3 separate regions of the Homo sapiens genome follow, and regions 1 and 3 are each linked to region 2. The links are chromatin loops, found by intact Hi-C in ENCODE. Cell type or tissue: heart left ventricle. All regions are shown on one strand.

The links. Peaks named below come from ENCODE experiments on the same cell type or tissue, not always from the same donor. Only the 100,000 strongest peaks of a DNase experiment are listed, where the experiment ranks them.
Region 1: a loop joins it to region 2, with 4 times the contacts of the local background. A loop is called at or near these places in 13 of 110 quality-filtered maps.
Region 3: a loop joins it to region 2, with 2.5 times the contacts of the local background. A loop is called at or near these places in 4 of 110 quality-filtered maps.

What each region holds. Positions count from the first base shown.
Region 1 is chr1:166,430,549-166,438,548 of GRCh38, forward strand. No RefSeq gene overlaps it. Among named protein-coding and RNA genes, the nearest start is that of LINC01675, 55 kb to the right of the region's middle. In heart left ventricle, a CTCF peak has its summit at 3,351 (motif pointing left); no DNase peak of the experiment used is centred here.
Region 2 is chr1:166,160,561-166,168,560 of GRCh38, forward strand. FAM78B (family with sequence similarity 78 member B) reads right to left here and starts at 6,441. Exons shown (of 2, transcript NM_001017961.5): 1 at 5,426-6,441. The coding sequence starts at 5,688. LOC112268276 (a long non-coding RNA gene) reads left to right here and starts at 5,317. Exons shown (of 3, transcript XR_002958633.2): 1 at 5,317-5,494. RefSeq lists enhancers at 5,308-6,210, 5,382-5,551, 5,652-5,701 and silencers at 6,092-6,151, 6,192-6,681. In heart left ventricle, CTCF peaks have their summits at 4,490 (motif pointing left) and 6,645 (motif pointing left); DNase peaks (open chromatin) are centred at 4,551 and 6,491; H3K4me3 peaks cover 3,150 bases; H3K27ac peaks cover 922 bases.
Region 3 is chr1:166,378,826-166,386,825 of GRCh38, forward strand. No RefSeq gene overlaps it. Among named protein-coding and RNA genes, the nearest start is that of LINC01675, 110 kb to the right of the region's middle. RefSeq lists an enhancer at 4,238-5,058. In heart left ventricle, no CTCF peak of the experiment used is centred here; no DNase peak of the experiment used is centred here; H3K27ac peaks cover 1,362 bases.

The sequences.
Region 1 (8,000 bases), 270 kb after region 2:
GAAGAATCACTTGAACCTGGGAGGTGGAGGTTGCAGTGAATGGAGATCGTGTCATTGCACTCCAGCCTGGGCAACAAGAGTGAAACTCCATCTCAAATTTTTTTTTTGTTTTGTTCAGAACATTGTGTTGTCCAGTTCTTCCAAAATTCTTCCTTTTAAAGAACATTCCATGCTCATGGATAGGAAGAATCAATATCGTGAAAATGGCCATACTGCCAAAGGTAATTTATAGATTCAATGCCATCTCCATCAAGCTGCCAATGACTTTCTTCACAGAATTGGAAAAAAATACTATAAAGTTCATATGGAACCAAAAAAGAGCCCACATTGCCAAGACAACCCTAAGCCAAAAGAATGAAGCTGGAGGCATCATGTTACCTGACTTCAAACTACACTACAAGGCTGCAGTAACGAAAACAGCATGGTACTGGCACCAAAACAGAGATATAGACCAATGGAACAGAGCAGAGCCCTCAGAAATAATACCACATATCTACAACCATCTGATCTTTGACAAACATGACAAAAACAAGAAACAGGGAAAGGATTCCCTATTTAATAAATGGTGCTGGGAAAACTGGCTAGCCATATGTAGAAAGCTGAAACTGGATCCCTTCCTTACACCTTATAGAAAAATTAATTCAAGATGGATTAAAGACTTAAATGTTAGACCTAAAACCATAAAAACCCTAGAAGAAAACCTAGGCAATACCATTCAGGACATAGGCATGGGCAAGGACTTCATGACTAAAACACCAAAAGCAATGGCAACAAAAGCCAAAATTGACAAATGGGATCTAATTAAACTAAAGAGCTTCTGCACATCAAAAGAAATTACCATCAGGGTGAACAGGCAACCTACAGAATGGGAGAAAATTTTTACAATCTACCCATCTGACAAAGGGCTAATATCCAGAATCTACAAGAACTTAAACAAATTTACAAGAAAAAATCAAACAACCCCATCAACAAGTGGGCAAAGGATATGAACAGACATTTCTCAAAAGAAGACATTTATGCAGCCAACAGACACATGAAAAAATGCTCATCATCACTGGTGATCAGAGAAATGCAAATCAAAACCACAATGAGATACCATCTCACACCAGTTAGAATGGCAATCATTAAAAAGTCAGGAAACAACAGGTGCTGGAGAGGATGTGGAGAAATAGGAACACTTCTTCACTGTTTGTGGGACTGTAAACTAGTTCAACCATCATGGAAGACAGTGTGGCGATTCCTCAAGGATCTAGAACTAGAAATACCATTTGACCCAGCCATCCCATTACTGGGCATATACCCAAAGGATTATAAATCATGCAGCTATAAAGACACATGCACACGTATATTTATTGTGGCACTATTCACAATAGCAAAGACTTGGAACCAACCCAAATGTCCAACAATGATAGACTGGATTAAGAAAATGTGGCACATATACACCATGAAATACTATGCAGCCATAAAAAATGATGAGTTCATGTCCTTTGTAGGGACATGGATGAAGCTAGAAACCATCATTCTGAGCAAACTATCACAAGGACAGAAAACCAAGCACTGCATGTTCTCACTCATAGGTGGGAACTCAACAATAAGAACACTTGGACACAGGGTGGGGAACATCACACACCAAGGCCTGTTGTGGGGTGGGGGGAGGGGGAGGGATAGCATTAGGAGACATACCTAATGTAAGTGACGAGTTAACAGGTGCAGCACACCAACATGGCACATGTATACATATGTAACAAATCTGTACGTTGTGCACATGTACCCTAGAACTTAAAGTATAAAAAAAAAACAGGAAAAAAAATTCTTCCTTTTAAAAATATTACATGTACATTAGCTCAGAGTTTTGTGAAATTATTTAGTTCAAATGCAATGCCAAGTCATTGGACCTAGTTTGTCACGTTTCACTTGGGTACTTTCAGCATTATTTTGGAATAGGAGTTAAACAAATGTGGCCAACAGCTTGTTGGAATCCAAGAAAGATTTTATCAGTTGTGTTTAGAAGCATGGCAGTCAGAAGCCATTTATTGGCTGGGCACGGTGGCTTACATCTGTAATTCTAGTACTTTGGAAGGCTGAGGTGGGAGGATCCCTTGAGCCAAGGAGTTTGAGACCAGCCTGAGCACCATAGCGAAACCTCATCTTAAAAAAAAAAAATCCCCATTTGTTGAGGCTGGGCAGTCAGTAAATACTCCATAATATGGTCAAAAAGTCTAGAGTGCAAAAATATATATAGATAGATTAAAAAAAAATCTAGGGTGGAAGTAAAAAAGAGGAACTGGATTCATGGGACTGTTAAGAAAGAACTTTCTACTAGTAAGGGTACTGAACGTGGTAGTTGCCTAACCAGGGAAGCTGGAGGAAATTTATGTTTACTTCTGACAAGAAATGTGGCTATAGAGTGCCTGATACTTGTGTTGACATGTGAGTGAAGCAGAGTGTTGAAGGCCTTGTACCTGGACTCCTGGATTTGAATCCTGGTCCTGCCACTTACAAGCTACGTGATCTTGGGCAAATTTCTTAAGCGCTCTGCCTTAGTTTTCTCATCTATAACTTGAAGATAATGTTTTAGCATTGTTGACAGGATCTAATGTATATAAGGTGCTTACAACAGTGTATGGCATACAATAAATAGTATGCAAATAGGTAGCTATTACTACTGTTAAAATATATATTTTTTCAATCACAGTGGTGTTGCCTTTGAAAAACCTTCAGCAGTGGTATAGATCCTGATCTACTGAATGTTTTAGAATAGTCTCTCTGATAATGCAGGCATGTGTTCCAGCAGATGTCCTCATGCCCAGTCCAGCTGCAGAACTTTACTTATTTATTTATTTTTTATTTTTTGGTTATTTGAATTTCTTTTTTTTCTTTTTTTAAATTTATTATTATTATACTTTAAGTTTTAGGATACATGTGCACAACGTGCAGGTTTGTTACATATGTATACATGTGCCATGTTGGTGTGCTGCACCCATTAACTCGTCATTTAGCAGTTAGGTATATCTCCTAATGCTATCCCTCCCCCCTCCCCACACCCCACAACAGTCCCTGGTATGTGATGTTCCCTTTCCTGTGTCCATGTGTTCTCATTGTTCAATTCCCACCTATGAGTGAGAACATGTGGTGTTTGGTTTTTTGTCCTTGCGATAGTTTGCTGAGAATGATGGTTTCCAGCTTCATCCATGTCCCTACAAAGGACATGAACTCGTCATTTTTTAAGAACTTTAGAAATTTGGACGCTGCTTCTCTTTCCTGGGGCTTCAAGGTGAGACACACTCTTCCTAGATGGACTCAGTTACCCAGGACTTTGGCACCCTCTAGTGCATGATAAATGTTGATGCTTTCCAGTTCCCCCCAGCATCTTAGAAAATCAGAGCAACCCCGAGCAGCAAATCATCCCATTGTAGAGGGCTGCTGGGAAAACCCTGCACCCTTGTCCAGGATAGACCTTGTAGGATCAACTGGGAGATCTTGATGTACATTTAAGATCCTGACTCTGCATCAGCAGCAGCAACAGAAGCTAGCAAGAGGCTCCATGACTTTAATCAGCATTCACCGCCAAGTCCATTATCTGTGTTGCTGAAAATGTGGGAGAGACATTGTGGTCATGTGTCAGCCTGTGAAGGATATGCTGACAGCCACATCCCAGAAAAATGCTGCAATTAAACCAAGTCTGAATGCTGTTCAAGCAAAGATGTAAGTACATTTAAAGTGAGAAACATGAGTGAAGAGGCCTCTGTGGGAGTTTAGAAAGGAAGAGACCAAGAAGATTGATTCTCATTCAGGTCATCATAAAACATTACACGAAGGAGGGAACATGTCAAGAGTTTTTGCTATGACTGAAGAGAGAAGAATTGTTTGCCACAGAGTAGGTGGGACAGAGAAGGCAGAGCCTGAGGTGTGCGTGGACTGAGAGAGAATGAACTGTGCCTTGCATAGTGGTGAGTATCCTCACTCCTGAACACTGTTTCTACATCTTTCTTGTCAAAGGAAAAGTTGGGGTGGGTTAGGGAAAGAGTGAGGGCCCCTTTCCCTTTATTATAGTCTTAGGATTAAAGGATGAGAGAGACAGAATGGCCAACCCCAGGCACATGTGTCCTGAGCTGAGAAGGACTCCTGAGTAAGTGAGTGGGTTAGTAAGTCCCTTCTGGTCTGGACGTCTTCCCTGGGTCCTCTTTTCTGTGAATGCCAAATGCCATTTATCCACTGGGATGTGCTCCCTACCCTACATATACCATGACATAGGTACGATGTAGGGAAGTAAAGCAGTGAACAACTTTTACTTTATCTGGACACCTGGACTGAGGATGATCTTGCCAATAAATCTACCCTACTTTACTTCCATTTTGGCAACATTCACTAACACCACGAAAAACACCATTTTCTTCTGTGTGTGTGTGTGTGTGTGTGTGTGTATGGCAAGGAGGGGTGTTAAAACTTACTACATATCAATTCTAAGATCCAGGGGGGCTTTATTTACACTTTCCTATCTCTGAAATTGAGATACCTCTTACATATAATATGGTGCATCATAATTTAATTGGTGGCAATTTTTATTTTTTCATAATATATAAAGTAATAATAAAATTGGAATTCATCTTCCAAATTGTTGATATCTATCTTGATGATGATAACTGATGAAATCTGGTAGTATGAAGCATGTTACCTAAATCCCTTCCAGAAGTCTGCCTTGCCCAATAATACCCCAAATATTTCAAATGCAAAATTTATTCTTCTGAATTATTGCAACTCAGATCTAAGGCATAAATATTTGCAGTGGATGCCATGGTGATCTTCCCAGAATACCCCCACCTAGGACTGGAATTGTTGTTGGTCAATAGCTTTCAGATGAAGAGAACTGCCCCTCCCTCAAACCTCATCCCCATCTTGGGGTCAGGCCACATCCAATGATTGGTTTATGTGGAGATGTGAAGGCTTGCCTCCTTTCCCCATTTGGGATAACTATAGAAGGCCATCCAATTCCAGAGCTTCCGGTAGGATTGGCTGAGGCCTTTGTTACACTGATTTTTATTTCAACTTCTCCCTTTGCCAATTATGCTTCCTTTACTTTTCCTGCATACACAGCTCCATCCTAAAGCCTGCTTCTCGAGCAAGTTAACCTGAAGCAACTGGTACCAGGAGCATCCCAAGAAACTCTAATATGGGGTTTTGGAGCTTCATCACCTGCTGGTGGACCAGCAATAGGATGAAGGTCTGAGTCACTATACCATGTAAGCTTCTTCACTAGCAGAGGTACAAATAGTGAAGGGACTCTAGAATGGAGGTTAGGAGGCATGGAAGAGGGAGATAATATCAATTGTTGCCTGAAGCACAACTGCAATGGCAAGGACTGTAGTTTATGCCACTAACCTTCCCATCATATGTTCCTACCAGAAAAAGGCCCAACAAAATCCTGGAGGAGATTTTATCAGAACTTATTACATGGAGCAAGCAGATACAGACAGTACAAGGAATAGACTACAGTGGATGCCATATAGTCATATACGTACTTCTCAGCTCTTTCCTATAGGACTAAAGCATGCATTCTCCCAGCTGCTTGGAATGAGAGTGGCCAATAGTTTTCACCTGAGCTCCTCTTGAGGCCTTGCCCTCAGGTGGAGACAGAAGCCTCCTTGCCTCTAAAGGTCAGGCTGCCTGCAATGACTGCTCATTGCATGTAATCTCTGGAGGCCATATTTAGCTAGACTAAGTTCCTATTAAACAGGAGATATTGTGAATTTTTGACTTTAGTGTGAGGTGACAAAAAGAAAGTATATAGTAAAGGTCAAGAGTAGAAATTTAGAAATGGCTGCTTTACTTGTCTATGCCAGAGTTTCTTCATCTGAAAATGAGGTTGATAATAATGCTTTTATGTCATAGGAAGGTTGTAAGTTTTAACTTTGATATTATATAATATATATAATAATCTCTAGACATATAGTAGGCAATCCATTTATGGTTGGTATTATTATCAGCTATTCTTTCTTAATTCTAGGGCAAAGAATTACCTCCTTACTTCTACCAGCTGACCCAGGCAGAGTCCAATGTATTTCCCTGCAGAATAGATTGAGGTTTCTTAATCCTCTCATTAGTGAGGTTGCAGGAAAGTATTCTAAATGTATTTTTAAAATTCTAATTTTGTCAAAAGACTCCAGTAAGATAGTGAAAAGTCAGGCTACAGGGTGAGAGAAAATATTTACAATACTTGCACTTGACAAAGATCTCATATCACAATATATAAAAAACTCTTACACATTAATAATTAAAAACCCCAGTCAACTCAACAGAAAAGTGGGCAAAAGTCCTGAACCAAACATACCTGCTGGAAAGGCTAAAAGGGGAGTTGCCAAGTGTTGGGAGGATGCGGAGGAACTGGAACTCTCTATACTGCTGGTGTTAACACAAAATAGTATATTCATTTTGACCAGGTGCAGTGGCTCACGCCCGTAATCCCAATACTTTGGGAGGCTGAGGCAAGAAGATTGTTTGAGGCCAGGAGTCTGAAATCAGCCTAGGCAATATAAGCAGACCTAGCTCTACAAAAAAAAAAAAAAAAAATTAATAGCCAGGTGGTGCGTGCCTGTAGTCCCAGCTACTTGGGAGGATGAGGCAGGAGGATCACCAGAGTTCAGGAGTTCAAGGCTGCACTGAGCCATGATCACGCCACTGCAGCCTGGGTGACAGCAAGACCCTGTTTCAAAAAATATATATTTTGAAACAGTATATATAGCGTATTCATTTTGGAAATCTGGTGGATTCTACTTAAGCTGGGCGTGTGCATTCCCAAACACCCAGCAGTTCTACCCTTAGGAATATACCCAAAGAATTGCATACATATTTTCACCCAAAATATTTAAGAATAGCCATAGCAGCACTATGTATAATAGACAATGTAAAAAATGAAAATTGGCTAACTACCCATCGATGTTGGAATGAGTAAACACATTGTGGTATAATTACACAATAAATACTATACAGTAATGAGAATGAATAACCAATAACTACATAAAGGAATGAATCTCATAAACTTAATATTGAGAGAAAAAATAAGACAAAACATACATACTGTAGGATTTAATTTTTATAAAGGACATATCTGACAAAATTAATCTATGCTATTAGAAGTGCAATACTGGCAACCTTTGGGCAAAGTATTGACTTCTGTGTGCTAGTAATGTTCTACTTTTTGTTCTGGGTGTTGGTTACATGGATACGATTATTTTATAAAAATTCATTGAATTTTATACCTTTGTGTACTTTTATGCATATATTTAGGCTTTAATAAATAGTTAAAAATATATCACTTATACATACATAACTAGCAAACTATATTTCTTTGGCTTCTAGGAGGCTCATACCTTGCAGAAGCAAGGAGGAGCTGAATTATCTTAAGTATCATCATCATCATCACCATTGCCAAAGGAAGAGGCCAAAGAGGTTGGTGGGGGTGAAGGGAGAATCAGATAAAAGAAATAGAGAGTTGAAGGGAAGATTTTGAATTTGTGTTTGAACCCAGTGATTTGTTCACATTTGTTAGGCCCTCTCTAGCCCCTGGGGCACCAAGTCAAGACTTATTTTGGCTGATGTCATTGACATATGCAAATAGGCTAAAAACTTTTCCCCAGTTTCCCAAATGTGTTAACAAAGCTGAATTATGAGCAGCAATTTATTTTTATTGACATTTGAAGCTTGAGAGTGTGGATGATGTTGACAATGACAGCATGTTGATGAGGCAAATTATATACTAGGCTTGAATGTGAGTTGGGGAAGGGAGAAATACCTAGAGAAGGTGTCCCTTGGAGATGACTGCTACTGTGGTAGACCCTCTTTCCCTTTTTTACTGTCCCCTTTTTACCGTTTTTACTTGTCAGGAGCCTATGTCAGACATTCGTAGCTATTGTCCCACCAAGAACTGGCTACTACTATTTTTCCTCCCTATCTGAAGATTTCTGCTTTCTCTAACTCCAGTTTCTTTTTTGTTTAAATAATTT
Region 2 (8,000 bases):
GGAGTTAAACTATATATTAGTGCTAAGTAACTGCTGGAGTGTCTTGGGTTCAAGATCTTTGTGGGTTCAGGCTTAGGTTTAACATGAAAAGCTAACTTTGAAGAGACATTATTTGTTGAAGAGGACAGACTATTTGAGGTCAGAAAAATAGTTTATTCGTTTATTTTGTATCAAATGTTTCTTGAACATCTGCTATGGGCCATGCACTGTTCATAAACAAGATGGACATGACATCTGCTTTCATGAAATTTACACTGTAATGGACAAGTCAGAAATTAAGTAAACAATTATATTCTCACTAATTATATTCTTAGTAATGGTAACCAGTATAAGAACAGCGCATCTTGAAGGAAAAGAACAGGAGGATCCCAATTTCAACTGTGAGATCAGGGATAGCCTCTCAGAGGAGATAGCGGCTGAGACCGGAATGAGGGGCAGGAAGTAGCTAGAGCAGTGCAGGGAGGAAGCACATTTCAGATGGAGAGCGGCATATGGAAACGTTCTGAGTTGGGATAAAGTTGGTTCTTTTGAAAGACTGGAAGAAGGCTGACAAGGCTTAAGAACAGAAAATCAGAGAACAGAAAGAGATTTTCTTTCTTTTTTTTTTTTTGAAACAGACTCTCGCTCTGTCAGCCAGGCTGGAGTGTGCAATCTTGGTTCACTGCAACCTCCACCTCCCAGGCTCAAGCAATTCTCGTGCCTCAGCCACCAGAGTAAATGGGTTTACAGGCGTGTGCCACCATGCCCAGCTACTTTTTGGAATTTTTAGTAGAGATGGGGTTTCACCATATTGGTCAGGCTGGTCTTGAACTCCTGGGCTCAAGTGATCCACCTGCCTCGGCCTCCCATGCAAGAGATTTTCCCATTTTATTCCAATTGCAATGGTAAGTTATTAAAAGGTTTAAGCAAGAAACTAATAACATCTACATTTTTAATACATCACTCTGGCTGCTATGTGGGAGGCAGACTGGAGGGGGACAAGAATGGTGGTGACAGGTTCAGTTAGAAAGTCTCTACAAGAACAGGTGACAGTTAATGGTGACATGTCCTGAGATGGTAGCAGTAGACAGAGAGAGTGGTGGCTGGATTACACACATATTCTGGAGATGGGATCAGTAGGATTTAATGATGGGCTGGATGTGTGGGGAAGTATCTAGGGTGACATACAGATGGTTTCGCTTGAGCAACTCAAAGAGTGGAGGTGTTGTTTACTAAGATGAAGAATGGCAAAGGTGCAGATTTAGAGTGGGAGCTATAGTGGGGATCGAGAGTTCGGGTCTGGATACCCTAAGCTTGAGATGTCTTTCATTGTGTCATGTCATCATTGTGCGAAGACACACACACATCTGGACTGGAGGTGACTGTGTATCATAGAGGTTATCTCTCACCATTAGGATGGATGAAATTACCCAAGGAAAGCATAGAACAAGAAGAAAAAAGTCCCATTAACTGTACTTTGAGGTAAGATGGAGTTACAGGAACAGCGGAAAAATAGCATAGAAGTTAAAAGATGGGAGCAGTTCCACACAGAGAAGCCCGTCTACAAGGAATGCTGCTGAAACGGTGAGTCTCTCAAAAGTGTCTGAGGGATTCGGCAACATGGAAATCACAGACGAACTTAGCAAGAGCAGTTTCAGAATGGATAGAGATCAGCTTGGACTAAACTGAACAGGCAACAGAGGTGAGCGGGTACAGCCAAATCCTCAATAATCTTGATTCTGAAGGAGGAGTAGAGGGACAGGCAGGACCTGTCTCTTGAAGCTATGACTGAGCTATGACTTCCTAAAGTTTCACACAGGCCAAACTTTTCCAAATTGGCAGTGGAGATGGTTTCCATACTATCAGCCCAGCCTGACCATTAAAAGTTCCCTTATAGCCCCAGAAGACTCAAAGAGAATGAGAAGGGGCTTTAGCTATTGCTGGTTTTCCCTGACCTTGTCTTCATCTCATTCAACCCTGGCACAAGAGCCCCATTCCTTGCTCAAATCTTACTCAGGAAACCTCTTCAGCGTTGTACTCCAGCATTCAAAACTGTTCCATTATAAACGTCTTCCACTTCTGTTGGAAAGCTTCTGCATACTCAAGAGGTATAAAGAAGATAGGAAGAGCTTCCTGACATCCTCTGTCTGGTCAAGATCTGACTTTAATCTTTTCCTTTTCCAGACTATGTTATTCTGGGCCCACCCAACAGACCCCAAGCTACCTTTCAAACCTCATCTCCTACTGTTCTCCTTCTTGAACACTCCACTCTGGCCCACTTATGCCCCCTTAAAACACCTTCTATTTTCCTACCTCCATATTTTTGCTGGTCTTCCCCTTTGGAATTAGTCCCTCCTCCTTGCCTACCTGAATATTACCCATACCTCAGAGTTCACCTTGAGTCCATTCACCTCTAGAACACCCTGCTTGGCCCGCCAGCGCTCTCAGGCATTTCTTCCACACCACCAAAGAGCGCTGCTTTTCTCTGCATTTGTCGTCTTATAATGAGAAGCAGTGAAAACTGCCTGCATATTCCTTTTTCTTTGGTGCTGCTGCCTGCACAGCAGAAGCATTTGGTAAATGTTTGTATATTGACAGGTTGATTGAGAGAGTCAGGAGCCCTTCCTCCCCGAGGGATGAAGACTTGCAGCAGTCTGTTCAAGGCTGCACTAGCAAGATTCACCAGGGCCAAATGAGAAATAAATAGGTGCCACAACTCTTCACCAGCCTGGTTTCTATAGAATCATTCGAGGAAGTGCCATGGAAATGAGTTCAAGTTCAAATTAAGCTCTGGCCATCATAGCCATCAACTATTTCAAATGTTCTTTTAGAAGCCTACCCCTTCTTGGAAAAGTTTACAATTTAAACCACAAAACCTCAGGCTTTCTTTCAATCCTGTAAACAGGAGTTTCTTGCCATTTTATGTTGTGGATTTCCTCTGGCACAATCCTTTTCAAAATATTGAAAAGGCAGTTTTCTAATCCAAACCCTTTCACCATATTGTGGTTCATGTGACAGAACACTGCACAGAGGTGAAAAATCACTCCATGCTATTTTTTACAATCCAGATATTGGCTAAAGTAGACATAATAACTAATAGACTGCAGCAACTTTCATGCAATATGAATTCCCATTAAAAAGTTTACACTAGCAAAATTTTCCAGGCATAAATATCTTGTGGAAATTGGTTCATTCAAATTTGGGCTCCAAAGTGGCCTTTAACACATAGCAATTATTGCAACCATGAAGAAACAGGTAGACTGTGGACACAAATCTATAATAATATGCTTTATGATTTATTGGGGGTCTATTTTTGCTCTCCTACATCTACATGAAAACCAAGAATCTTAAAATATCAAAAGTGGCAGTTTAAAAACAAAACCACTTTCCAAATCCCAAATGCAAGGATTCAGTGGGGAAGGGTCAGGAATCCTGTCACTGATTCATATCCATTAAAGTTGGTTCCAGTGAGGACATACCTTCCCTATAGATTCCAGGAAGTTCAACTACCATGTCTGTTTATATCTCAACTTGACTTCTCCTAAGGTAAAGTAAGTTTTACGGAAATAATTCTGTATTTATATATTTGCTTTTACTTATTCATAAGAGATTTGAGGCAACAGAGAGTTCCGCTGTGCAGTCTTGGGAAAAGTGAGGCTGCTTCTGCACAGTCACTCCTGGCTTCCTCTACCAGGGGCCCCAGGCTGCTGTGGGGAGCACTTGCTGTCCTCCAGCAACCCACTGCCATCAGGGTGAGGCCAGGGAAATGAGAGGAAGGGCTCTTGCCCTGCCTGTGGCTTTCTCTGACTTGGCTGGAAACAATGGATTTATTTTAAAAAGCAGTTTTAAGAGACACATGTGTTCACATATAATCATTCTTTTGAGGGTATGTCAGTTTTTAAATGGCATGATTCGCCCCAAATAAAATATCCCCCATTTCTCACATCTAGCTGTCTTCTCTGGAAGAATACAGTGTGCTGAGGCATATTGGAAACTGGGCCTCACATTTCTTCACTAGGAATTGAGTTTTCTCAAGGATTAAGCTTTTGTGCTTAAAGAGAAAAGTGCAAAATCTTTGGGAGGAAAAAAGGAAAACAACGACCTGTCAAATTTCTTTTAGCGCCTATGACTAGTGTTAACTGACATGCTCTCAGAGTGCAATAAAAAGCCTGCAAACTGCTGCTAAAAAGATGGTTTGACCTTTTAAAATGGGAACTCCCCCACCCCATATCCATATTAAATAGACGAACCTTGGGAGCTCTAGAGTTTTAGATTAATAAGTGAAATGAGGTTGAATTTCCAGAAAAAGGGTTTCCCTGTAGGCTGCAGACTGGCTAATTAGGGTGTTCTAGACCTACATTGTAACAGCAGGTAGAAGGCAGGCCCTAAACCTTTTAGCTATTGTCGTTGCCACCTGCTCAGAGTCTAGTTCTGAAAGGAGGCGGGTGCGGAGTTATGAAAATTTGGTAAATATAAAAGTCCCGGACGCGACCGCCCGTAGCCTGCGGCCCCTGGCGGTTGAGGAGCCGCGGCGATCCTTGGTCTTCACCGCAGCAGCCAAGCCCGGCGCGCACCAACCGGCGCTGCTGAAAGTTGGAGAGCTCCCAGCTCGCCGATAGAATTCGGCGGTGGGCGCCAGGGGAATCCCTTCCAGTGCCGCAATTAGGAAAGTTTTAAAAAGTAAGGACCCTAGACAGACAAGAGATCCATCCTTTCCTTTAGCATAAGAAACACCCCGCGCCGCGCCAGCCGAACGCTGCTCGCACAAGGCTATCCGCCCTTCTTGGCCGGGACGCACTCGGTGCCTTCCAGCTCCCCACCAGAACTGGTCCAGGGGGCGCGGAAACAGAGAGGCAACTGTGTCCGGCTTGTGGTTCCAGACGGAAACGCCTCCGGGCTCCCTGGCCCGGGGGACAAGGGTTCGAAACTTCAACAGTCGCGAGGGCAAGGACAGAACTACCAACTCCCGCTCGGATGCCCGGGACCTGCTCTTCCAAGCCCGCTCCGGTTTCTCCAAAGGACGCGCGGCACAGCCCATGCGCCCCCGGCACTCCACTCCACTCCTCTATGGTTTCCCCCAAACTCTTCCCGGGGAGCCCCACAAAGCACAGACGGCGCCCTGAAACTCGCCAGGCACTCGCCAGCCATCCCCACCTCCGCCTCTCGAACCCTCCTTGTCGCGTTCTTCCCGCCCCGCACCTTTCTCCTCGCGTTTCTGGGAAGTCAGAAGCAAACCACGAGAAAATGCCTTCGCAAGGAGCCTCCCTACACCCGCCCTGTCACTGAAACAAAAGCGTAGGGAGGAGGGAGGTGGGAGAGGAGGCGGGAGGAAGGTTTAGAAAGACGATGGGGACAGCAGTAGGAAGGAGCTGGGGAGGGGGGTCAAGGTGGCAAGCAGAGCTGGGGGCCCAGAGTCCGCTCCCGTGCCGCGCGGCGAGTCGCTTACATGCCCAGGTCGCTGTAGGTGTTGAAGAACTCCATCTGATTGCACGCCTGAATCCAGCCCACCACCCAGGTCTCGTGGCGGGGGATGGGGGGCATGACCACGCGGGCGGAGGCTTTGAAGTAGGGGGTCTTGTAGCGCAGGACGATGGGCGAGGTCTCCTCGATGCGCGTGGGGCACTGGTCGATGGTGGCGCACACATCGTACACCACGATGTTCTCGCGCCGGATCCGCGCCTTGCAGGTGATGCTTTGGATACAGCCCATCCTGCAGCCCGGTGCCGGCACGGCGCGGCGTGGGGCAGCGCGGGGGCCCGCGCGGGCAGCCGGGGGCGCCCGTCACGCCGGCATGGCGACGCGCCGCTCGCTCCCGGTCAGACTCAGCTCGCACCTAGGAGCGGGGAGCCGCCGGGCATCCTTGGGGAAGCCCCCTCCTCTTGCAGCCGCGCGGGGTCCCCGCTGCCCCGACGTCCGCCCACGCCCGCCCCCTCGCTCCGGCAGGGCGCGCGGAGGGTGCACTCCTAGGAGGCGGCGGGTGCCCTCGCCGGCTCCAGCGCCCGGGCGGAGGGCAGGGAGGGGAGCGGCGCTGCGAGGAATGGTGCCCACCCCGGGCCGGAGCCCCCCGCCCCTCGCCGGAGAGGAGGAGGCGGCAGCGGCGGCGGCATGGAGCCGGGGGAGGGCGGCGGTGGCAGCGCCCGGTCTGTCTGCCTCCGCGGCGGCAGCAGCAGCAGCCGCCGCCGCCGCCGCCGCTGCATGAACCTCTGCACCACGGCTGCCCCCCGCGTGCAGCGCACCCAGCGGCGGGCGAGCGGGCGGCCCAAGAGGCAGGCGGAGGCAGCAGCGGCGGCGGCGGCGACCGGAGCTCCCGCCGGCCCCGCCCCGTAGCCGGACCACACCGACACTCCTCGGCCCGGCTGCCTCGGCCCGGGGGGCGCCAGGAGGCTGTGGCCCGGGGTGGAGAGCCCCAACGGCTGGAGCAGCACAGGACGTGCTCCGCGGAGGAAACTGGCTGTACGCCATGAGTTTTGTCCCTATTCGGCTGCCGTCCGGGTGGGGGGGGGGTAATGTGTAAGGGTGGGGGTGTTTAAAGGGCCGCTAGCGCCGGGGTGGGGCCCCGCACGTGGGGCTGAGGCGGGGCGGGGCCCTGGTAGGTGGTGCCCTGGGGTGGGGGTGGGGGACTAGGGCGGGCCCAAGCGCCACCGGGTGGGTGAGGCCGAGCAGGGCGCGGCGCTGTCCAGAGTCCAGTGGGGAACCCGGTAGCCCAGTAGGGGCTGTAGAGTGAGTGTTTCGGGCAGCAGAAGGGTTAGGGGAACAGCTTTATCAGAGATTGGTCGTTATTCAGAATATAGCTTGTTGGATTAGATTTAGGCTTGAGCCCTTTTAGTATCCTACCTTCAGAAAGGGTGAAGGGCGGGCTCCAGCAGCGTTACTAAATGCAGTGTATTTGCCTCTTTGCCTGACTGGGTTTGTTCTGGAAGCTCTTCTTTCCACCACTGTGTGTAGTGGGGATACCGGAAGAATCCCTCCGTACTCCAGCACTAAGTCTCTCATATGCCAGAGTTTTGGCAGACATTGGGCATTGTGTACAGTATGACCACGGTCATGTGTCTGATACTGCAGTCTAATGTGCCAAACAGGAAGAATATTTAGCAGATGCTTTTACTAGGCATCTTCTTACATTTTTATTTTCAAAGCCAATAGCTTCTAAGTATTTCTTCTGCGATCATTGAACATTTGCTGGATCTGCTGCCCAAGTGTGAAATACTGACTAACAGGCCGCAGGAGGTGCTAGAGTTAGTCTTTAGCTAGGACAGGTGTGACGAGTAATTTAAAAATTGATTGAGATCTAAAAGCACTCTTCATCCTTGTTTTAACTGTTCTGACACCTTGGTTCACTTTATAGTTAACAAAAAAGCAGTTTTTCCCTTTGATGACTCGTCTCTCTCATTTTACCGTGTAGCCACAGACCTCAATCACTGGTCCTTTCATTCAGCAAAGGCTGACTGCCTGCCTGGCAGGAGCCAAACATAGTGCTAGGTACTAGGGATTCAAAGTTGAAAAAGAGCACATGGATCACTGGAGAAAATAAACCTGTTAACAAGTTATTATAGTAAACTGTGACACCTGCTTTAGTGGGGTTGTGTATCCAGTGCCGTGGAAGGCCAGACATGTAAATCTCTGGCCACATGTAAATCCCTCAGTGGTCAGAGAGCCACTCAGTGGCTCTCTGGCCACTGAGAGATTTACGTGTGACTTTGCTCAAGTAGTGACATTTAAATTGAATACTGACAGACTGTAGAGTCTCACTGAAAAGAGAAAGGTGAATGAGTAGTACAGGACCAGCATTTGGCAAATGCAAAATGCATAGAGATATGAAAGAACTCATCCTGTACTGAGGGGGAGAAACAACTCACAGTCAAGGCATTTCTCAAGGTGTTATGTGTCGACCATGGGCATCAGAATCACTGTCCAAGAATCAATTGGTTGTTGATAGACCATATCTTTTTTCTTTTTAAAATTAAGACTACAGACTTTATTTTGATTTTACTAGTTTTTCCACTAATGTCTTTTTTTCTCTA
Region 3 (8,000 bases), 220 kb after region 2:
TACCTGCAAAGTGAGAGAAATGAAAGAAGTCTAAACGTCCCCATTTGGCTGTCAATGCATCTTGCGTTGCCTGGAGAGTTGCTCTCTGCCTAGCACTGACAGTATAGAGTGGGATATTTCTGCCCTGGGAGTTCCCAGCATCACAGTCAAATAGAACCCCAGACTGCTTTCCTGAGTGTGCTGAGGTTTCTGGCTAGCCTGGCTCAAATTCCTTGGGGGAGGAATCACCTTTGCCTGACATGTTATCTCTGTGACCACCAGTTTGTTAACTGTTTATTTCAAATGCTATTGATGTTAGTCAACTTTATAGCATGTGCACTTTGTTGACATTTAAAAAAATGCCTTTATATGTTTGCTCATTCGTTTTAATTTATGGCATGGGAGGAACATGTTTCAGATCACAAGAGTAGAATGAAAACATAAGATTATTCACCAGTGGGAAGTACCAGAAAAGGTTGTAATTGAACATAATAACTTTCAGTATTTTCCTTAAAACTTGTGTAGGTATTTTATTCCTAAATTTTTACATTATTTTAAATATATGTAATATTTTGCCTAGTTTGAAAGACGAGCATTTTGATTTTGAGACTGTGGAAAAATCAGAGAAGTCTAAGGGGACATTAAAAAACCAAACCCTCTAAATTCAATACTTAACATTTTGTTCAGTCTCTTTTTACTCTTTTTTTTGCTGTAACAGGGATCTTTTTCCTGCAACTTCTAGTGAGGAAAGCTTGTTTTAAGATCTCTTGTTTCATTATGACAAGGACAGTGATTGAGCTCCCTTGTGGAGAGGAGGAGGATGAGTCAGCCAAAGTGACATGGAAAGGACACAAATAGAAACAGAACTGGACCACCTCCAGGGCAGCTAGGGTTTGCATGTTCCTATGACGCTAGGACTTCAGGAAGAGTTGCCTGAGCCCCAGAAGGTCCTGTAGATCCCTCTGCACTGGACTCCATATGCCCACATGTCAGCCTCCACAGCTGCGAGGCTGAGATATGGAGCTCTCAGTGACCATCCTCCTGGCTTGAAAGCTATTTCTCCCATAGGCCTGAAGTTCCTCTTGCTATGTAAGGTCTATTTCTTGGCTCCAACAGAGATAGAACCTGTTCTCTGTTCTCAGGATGGCAAATGGGCCCATGGAAAGGACTTGGAGTTCACAACCAGGCGGCCCTGGCCCTAACTCTAGCTCGGTCACTTGGTAGTTTTATAATCATGAGCAGCATTATTTAAGTTCTCTTAGTTTTCTTGACTGTGACATGGGGCTACTAAAAGCTACCCTGCAGGGTCATTGTAAAAATTAGAGATAATGGATATTCATTGACTGTAGCTTAACAGGCACTCAATAAATGGTAGCCATTACTGTCATTGTGTGTTCTTTCAGTCATCTCTTTTCTAGGCTGACATCAAGACACCTCTTAATTTTAGTTTCATTTCTCTTTGCTCATATCTTTTAAGCAAATTCCCTCTGAAATTATAGAATTTCAAAACACCGTCGGCCTCCTCTTAGATTCCAAGTTCTCTCTCTTTCTCTAACATATATTTTCTTGTTGGTGGTAAAAAGATACAAAGGACGAATCAAGGCCTGTGTCCTTCGGGAGTCTTTAATCTCATTGGGGAGACAAGACTTACACAAAAGATACAATTAGAGAATAATAAAAAAGAGCGAGAGCACTCAAATGTGCTGAGTAGAATGTTCCATCCCTGTCTGCTTCCGAATCCCATTTCTGCTGTATTAAACAATATCGCAGTGCTGCTGACTCATGTTCAGCTTCTAGACCCTTGAGACTGTAATATTTCTCTGCTATATCTGCATATAACCAGTGAGAATATTCTATTGTGTATAATATTTCTATAGCATATTACATTTGGGCAGTTTTCCCTGATGTTCTTCATGGCACTTGTCCCATCAAAATTCACTCAGTTTGTGTCTGATAATTTTTCTGTGCTGTCAACCTTGTAATATAATGCCTCAGCATCCTAACAAAGATAGGCCGGAGTAAGGCTCTTCAAATAGCTGTCCTTGTCTGCAGTGTCTGACGCTTCCACATTTTCTCTCTGTACTTGCATTCAAACTCCTAGAGTAATGGAAAGTCGAGGAAGGGATAAATAGATGAACTTAAGCATGTCACTTCCACCTCAGGGCCTCGGTTTCCTCCTAAGGGGAAAAGGGACTATGTGAGCACTTCCAATACAGATATGCTGTGATTCTACATATGGCCACTACTTTTGACATTAGTGATATTACCAACAACCAGTTCTGCCAATGAGGAGTGAGCTGCTCTTCTGAGATGGGGCTCAGCACATCTCTCTCTCTTCTTAAAGGCAGGTCTGTCAGTGGGATTGCAGCTTTTTTTTCTGAAAATGGTGGCAGGACAACTCTGAGTCTCTCACCTCATGATGGGTCTGTAACATAGACCCACTAGACTATAGTGGGATCAGCTATAAGGCAACACAGAGAAAATGCTTAGCAGGAATAAATGTGGGGTTCCTGAGTTTGCTAGAGATGGAAAGAGATAGTTTGCCATTTGCCAGCAATATCAACTGAGAGCTCCCTGAGGCTGTGTCCTGCGGAGGATGTTTCAAAATCAGCATGGGCTGTAGTGTCTACCTTCAAGCTGGCTACATCTAGAGTAACTGACAGGAAAAGGAAAAAGGGTAAGCAAACACACAGAAAAGTGGCATAGGAACAATTCACATCTATGTTCACCTGAGACGTGCACAGGAGCACCAAATAGGATATTAGAACTGGAGGAGACTTTATAAGATCATTTCAAAATTCACACTTCGCAGACAATGAAAATGAGGCGTAGAGGGCAAATGGCAGAGAGAAGGTCTGGGAGCTGGTTAATAGCAGACCTGGGTTCTCATCCTTCTGATCAGCTCAGGGTCATTCCCATCGCAATATTTTGCTTCTGCTGAGATTATTAGATTTGGGTTTGTTAATTAAGGTTACATGGGATGGCTGTATCAGGAAATTATTCTCAAGTGCAAGATGTGTGGTTTGTCTGGGAGGCACATATTTTAGATTTGTCTAGGTAGTTTTGTGACAACAGGAGGGTCTACAGAAAGTCTTGGTTACTATCATTGTATCTTAAACTTAGTAGGCATTTAGTAATAGTTATTTTAAAATTTTGGGATTTACTAAATACATAAAATAAAACTCTCATCATGTGTCTCAATTAATATTTGTTTCCTTTTTTTTTTTTTAAGAGACAAAATCTCTCTCTGTTGCCCAGGCTGGTGTGCAGTGGCAGGATTATAGCTCATTGGCAGCCTTGAATCCCTGGGCTAAAGGGATCCTCTCACCTTAGCCTCCCAAGTAGCTAGGACTACGGGCACACATCACCACGCAAGGTTAATTTTTAAAAAATTATTTATAGTAGAGAGGGGACCTCGTTTTGTTGCCCAGGCTGGTCTTGCTCTCCTGGGCTCAAGCAATCCTCCTGCCTTGGCCTCCCAAAGTGCTGAGATTACAGGCATGAGCTACCACGCCCAGCCTGAATTAATACTTCTTGATTGGGGTAGAAGTAACTGAGTCATATTCATAAGTAGGTTTGCCTAATTATAGACAGTACCAGCTGGAGAGTGTTTTGATAGAGTCAGATAAAAAGCCTCACACATAAATATCCAGTGTAGGTGGACAGGCCAGATATTAAGGTAGGAATGGCTGCCTCTGTCAAACTTGGGTGTCTCAGCAAATTCCCAACCATCTAACGGAGTTTTAAAAATGTGAACATACTCATATAAAAGGTATTTAGACCTTGGAATAAATGAGCTATTTTACCTGCCTGGTTGTTTTCTTCATTGGTCTATTAATAGTGCTAAAATAAAATATCCTAGCTCTTCATTAAGCATTCATGATCAGACATCCACTTCTGACAGAAGTCTGCAGCTCCTAAGAAACCCAGGATGCATCTCTCCTAAAAAAATGACTTTTAATAAAGAAATGATCTGGGCTTTCCAAAGGTGTTTTAGTTATATATGTGATATTTCATTCTTCATTTAACCATTTATCAAATATATTTCAAGTACTTAATAATTATGTATTATCCTATAGTTTCACATGCTTTTGCATTGTCTCATTAGAACCTTACAACAGCCTTCTGAGCAGGGTAAATAAAATGTGTCCAGTTTTACAGAAGCAATAGAGAAGCAGTGAATTTGGGATTCCAAGGAGGTGAAACATGGCCCTATTTTAGCTTAGGGTCTTTTGTGGCCACATTCTGGGTTTAAAAGAATAAACTATTTAGGGACTTCAGTGCTAGGCTAACAGAGATTAAGTGACTTGCCCAAGGCCACACAACTATTAACTGGCAAATCCAGAATGCCATCCAAGACTTTTGAATCCAGTCAATTATTCTTTCCTACACCCCAGTGGGTTTATTAAAGCATAGATTGCTGGCTGTATTCCAGCATGTTTGATGGGAAGGGGGGATTTGCATTTCAACAAGTTTCCAGGTAACACTGAAGCTGCTGGTCTCCAGACCACAAGCAGAGAACTACTTGTTGTTCAAAGTGTGGTCCCAGCAGGCATCACCCAAGAGCTCCTTAGAAAGGCAGATTCTCGGAACCACAGAATTAGATTCAGAATTTTAACAAGATCTCTGGATGATTTGTATGCAAATTAAAATTTGAGAAGTGCTGCTGTACACCACAGCTGTCAGTTTGCAGGGCACCGTACTGGGTGCTACAGAGACAGGAGAGAATAATCATAATAACCCTTTAATTGGGCACTTTCTATATGGCAGGCACCCCTCTAAGCACATTAGGTATATTATCTCTTTTAATCTTCACAATAACCCCCTGAGGGAGAGACTAATATTATTGCTGTTTTAAAGCTGAGGAAATGCCAGAGTATAGAGAGGTTGGTAATCCAGTACAAGACAGATCCGGGCTCTGAAGCTGGGCAGTTCACTCCCAAAGACCATGTTCTCGTTTACTAGGCTGGAGCTTTGTTAAGTTGTGGTCGCCGTTCATACAGTTAGGGAGGTAAGAAGGAAAGGCAGGCAAATAGGTATGAGGCAAGACAGAGCTCATAGCCTGAACATCGTGTCTAGGTCAAGGGAGTCTATTTGTGTTCCCCACTGGAGACCTGGGTTTGGCTGGGCCTCTGCAGCAGCTTCTGATGAGGAAGACTTTGGTGAGTCTTGCTTAGTATCTCCACTGGTAAAACTGAAGTAATCTTAACAACAATTGATAAAGAGAAAAGACACTGGCGGCTAGACTAAAGGGAGGGTACTGAGAATTGAAAATAGAAACCACAGTTTTTCAAAGCCGATTGTGCAAAACAGATAAACTGTATCAAATCAAAACCATAGTGTTCATCTGCAGCTAGAGAAACTTTCAGTCTTTTAACACCAGTCTGTTCAGATCCGTGAGCTCCAAGATAAGACCACAGACAACTGATCTAACAGTGACTCTGTATGACCAAATCATTCTAAATACAAAGCCACAGACTGTTCCAAACTCCCGAGTTCATTCCTGCTAAGCCCACCCTAGGACTAACTCCAGCTCCCAAGCCGTATATGGACCTTTTTCTGACTCCCCCACTTTGGAGAGGCCCCACAGCTCCCCATGCTATATGGTCTTCCTTGCTGCAGCAAGTAAGAACCTAACTTTATTCCTGTGGATATGTTCCCCGTGGTCTTTGGCTGATGGGCACCGACCCAATAATATTTTCCTGCCTGTCCCATAGAGTTGTTATGAATATCACATGAAATAAAGCATGGAGAATGCTACATAAATGTGAGCTTCTAAATTTGTTATTGTAATTGTTTATGTGCTGTTTCATCTTCCCTCTGCAAAAATAGTGACGTCCTAAGTTAGAAGAGACCAGATCATATTTATCTTTGTGTCCTCAATGTCTAGAAAAGTCCATAATGCATAAGGTCCTCAGTAACTGTTGGTTGAATGGAAAAAACAAATAAATGAACAAATGAAAAGAAAATCATGCTCTAGTTCTCCTTTTCTCCAGTCCAGCCCCGTGAGTGATCCAGACTTCCTCAAATGGGGTAAAGGAATTCCTAAGTGTTTAAATGTGAGCTTTACCTCCTGGGCAGACTGTCACTAGCACTTTGTAACAGTTACAGATAACCTTGTTTGTCTCTTAAAAGTTTTCCTACCTGCAAGGTGGCTGGAATTGCTAGAGGGAATACTATTCCCTTTGCCCACAAAATCGGTCCTGGAGCAATAACCGTGCAGTTGAACAGCAGCACATTTTACAGCCCATGGAGCTGGTGTGTATCAGCACATTAGCCAGCACCTCTTGTAATCACGCCCACGTTTAGAGGAATGATATACTTAGGTGCTTTTGTAATAGACTTGCACCAAGCAGAAATCATGGCCCGTGGAACACAGTGGCTCCACTGAACATTCTTAAATACTTTTAGCACAGCAAGTTCCTGTTATGGCTGGAGTCTCTGGGGATGCCTTCGATCAGTTAGAAGCTGCCAGAAAATTCCTCATACTCCAAAAGCACAGACGCTGTCCAGTGCTGTGTCTTCCTTTCTCCCCTCCAGTTCTGGCAGTAGATGGTCCATTTTAACTTCCCCTCTCCCTTGAACCCACTTTCTAGTTGTCATGATTTCTGACAGATGCACCTTGGGGAGTAGGCAGGCATTTACCCTGGTGTAGGAGGGATGTAAGTAGACATCATTAATGGAACAAGCAAAAGCAGTTATCTCAGGAAGCACAGGCCCTACAAGTTGGAATGTAGGCCAATGCTTTCTGAAAGCATATTCTCTGCTAAGGCTTACCCTGCTGGGTATTTTACAAGGGAAACAACCCCAACAGTGTGTTCCCTTTCCAATGCCCTCTCCCTAGGACAGGAGTAAAGACAAAGAAAATGCTGTATGGGCTTCCCCTCTCACTTCTAGCCATCAGAGGTGCATTTGCCCCTGAAACAAAAATGGAATGTGTCTTCAATGGGTTCCAATGCCAGTATTGAACTCCCCTAAGCAAGCCAAGAGACAGGGATTGTAGAGGCCTCCCGCCAGGAATTTAATGGCTTCTATGCAATTCCCAGTTTCTTCTCCCTGCCCAGAACCTGCTATCAGACTGGATAGGATAATGTTGACTTAGGTGGATAGATAATGTTGACTTAGGCAAGAGTTTTTGAAAAGTAGTCCCCTTCACGTTGAACATTGGTGTCTAATTAGAACCTTGAGTTTGGCTAGTTACATACCCGTACATTTCCCATTTCCTTCTCTGTTCATTTCCCCTGATATTATTCGTGCACACATCTATTTTTTCCATTAGAATATATGCATCTATTGAGTAGCATTCTCTTCTCTTCCCCTTGTCTACCCTAGAGCTTAGTACAGTGCTTGATTTGTAACAAGTGCAAAATAGATACACACATTCAAAGGAAACATATATGTGGCCAAAGATCATGTGATTGTGGCAATTCCAATGGATTTAAGATTCAGTCTGAGCCTTACATTGGCATTTCAAGGGTTTCCTCTCACACCCTGGCAATAATAACACACTGTTTTTCTCAGTGGAGACGGGATCTTGTGTCACTGGGAGAAAGAACGTGAGGGAAGCAGTCTGATCAATTCTTTCTGAATGAAAGACCTGTAAACACTTTCAACAATGGAACTCTTTGCTGTCACTCCCTAAAGCGGGCAGCCTCTGAGGCTCTTTGGAAACTTGTGTTAGCCTGGACCCATGATCCTGATCCCTTGCTTGCAGTCTCTTCTCAGACTCAATTAGATTCCTTGGGCTCCCCTCCAGGAAGCTGCTAGGGCCTCTACACCTCCCAGGTGGTTAGTTTCCTGGTGGGTGGCATTTTGTTAGAATTTATACATTATCTGTCCTTCAAAGACTTGTGGCTTTACTTGGCTTTTGCTGTCTATCATTTCCCACGTTTCCTGGGGTGGATTAGGGAGTTGGTGGAAACTCCCTGCCTGATTTCCTGGCTCTATTTGAGAATCCAAATATCCCAGGCAATTAGAGCAGGGGTGTAGGAAGGGGGTGCCTTAAGCAAAAACTGGCCAGA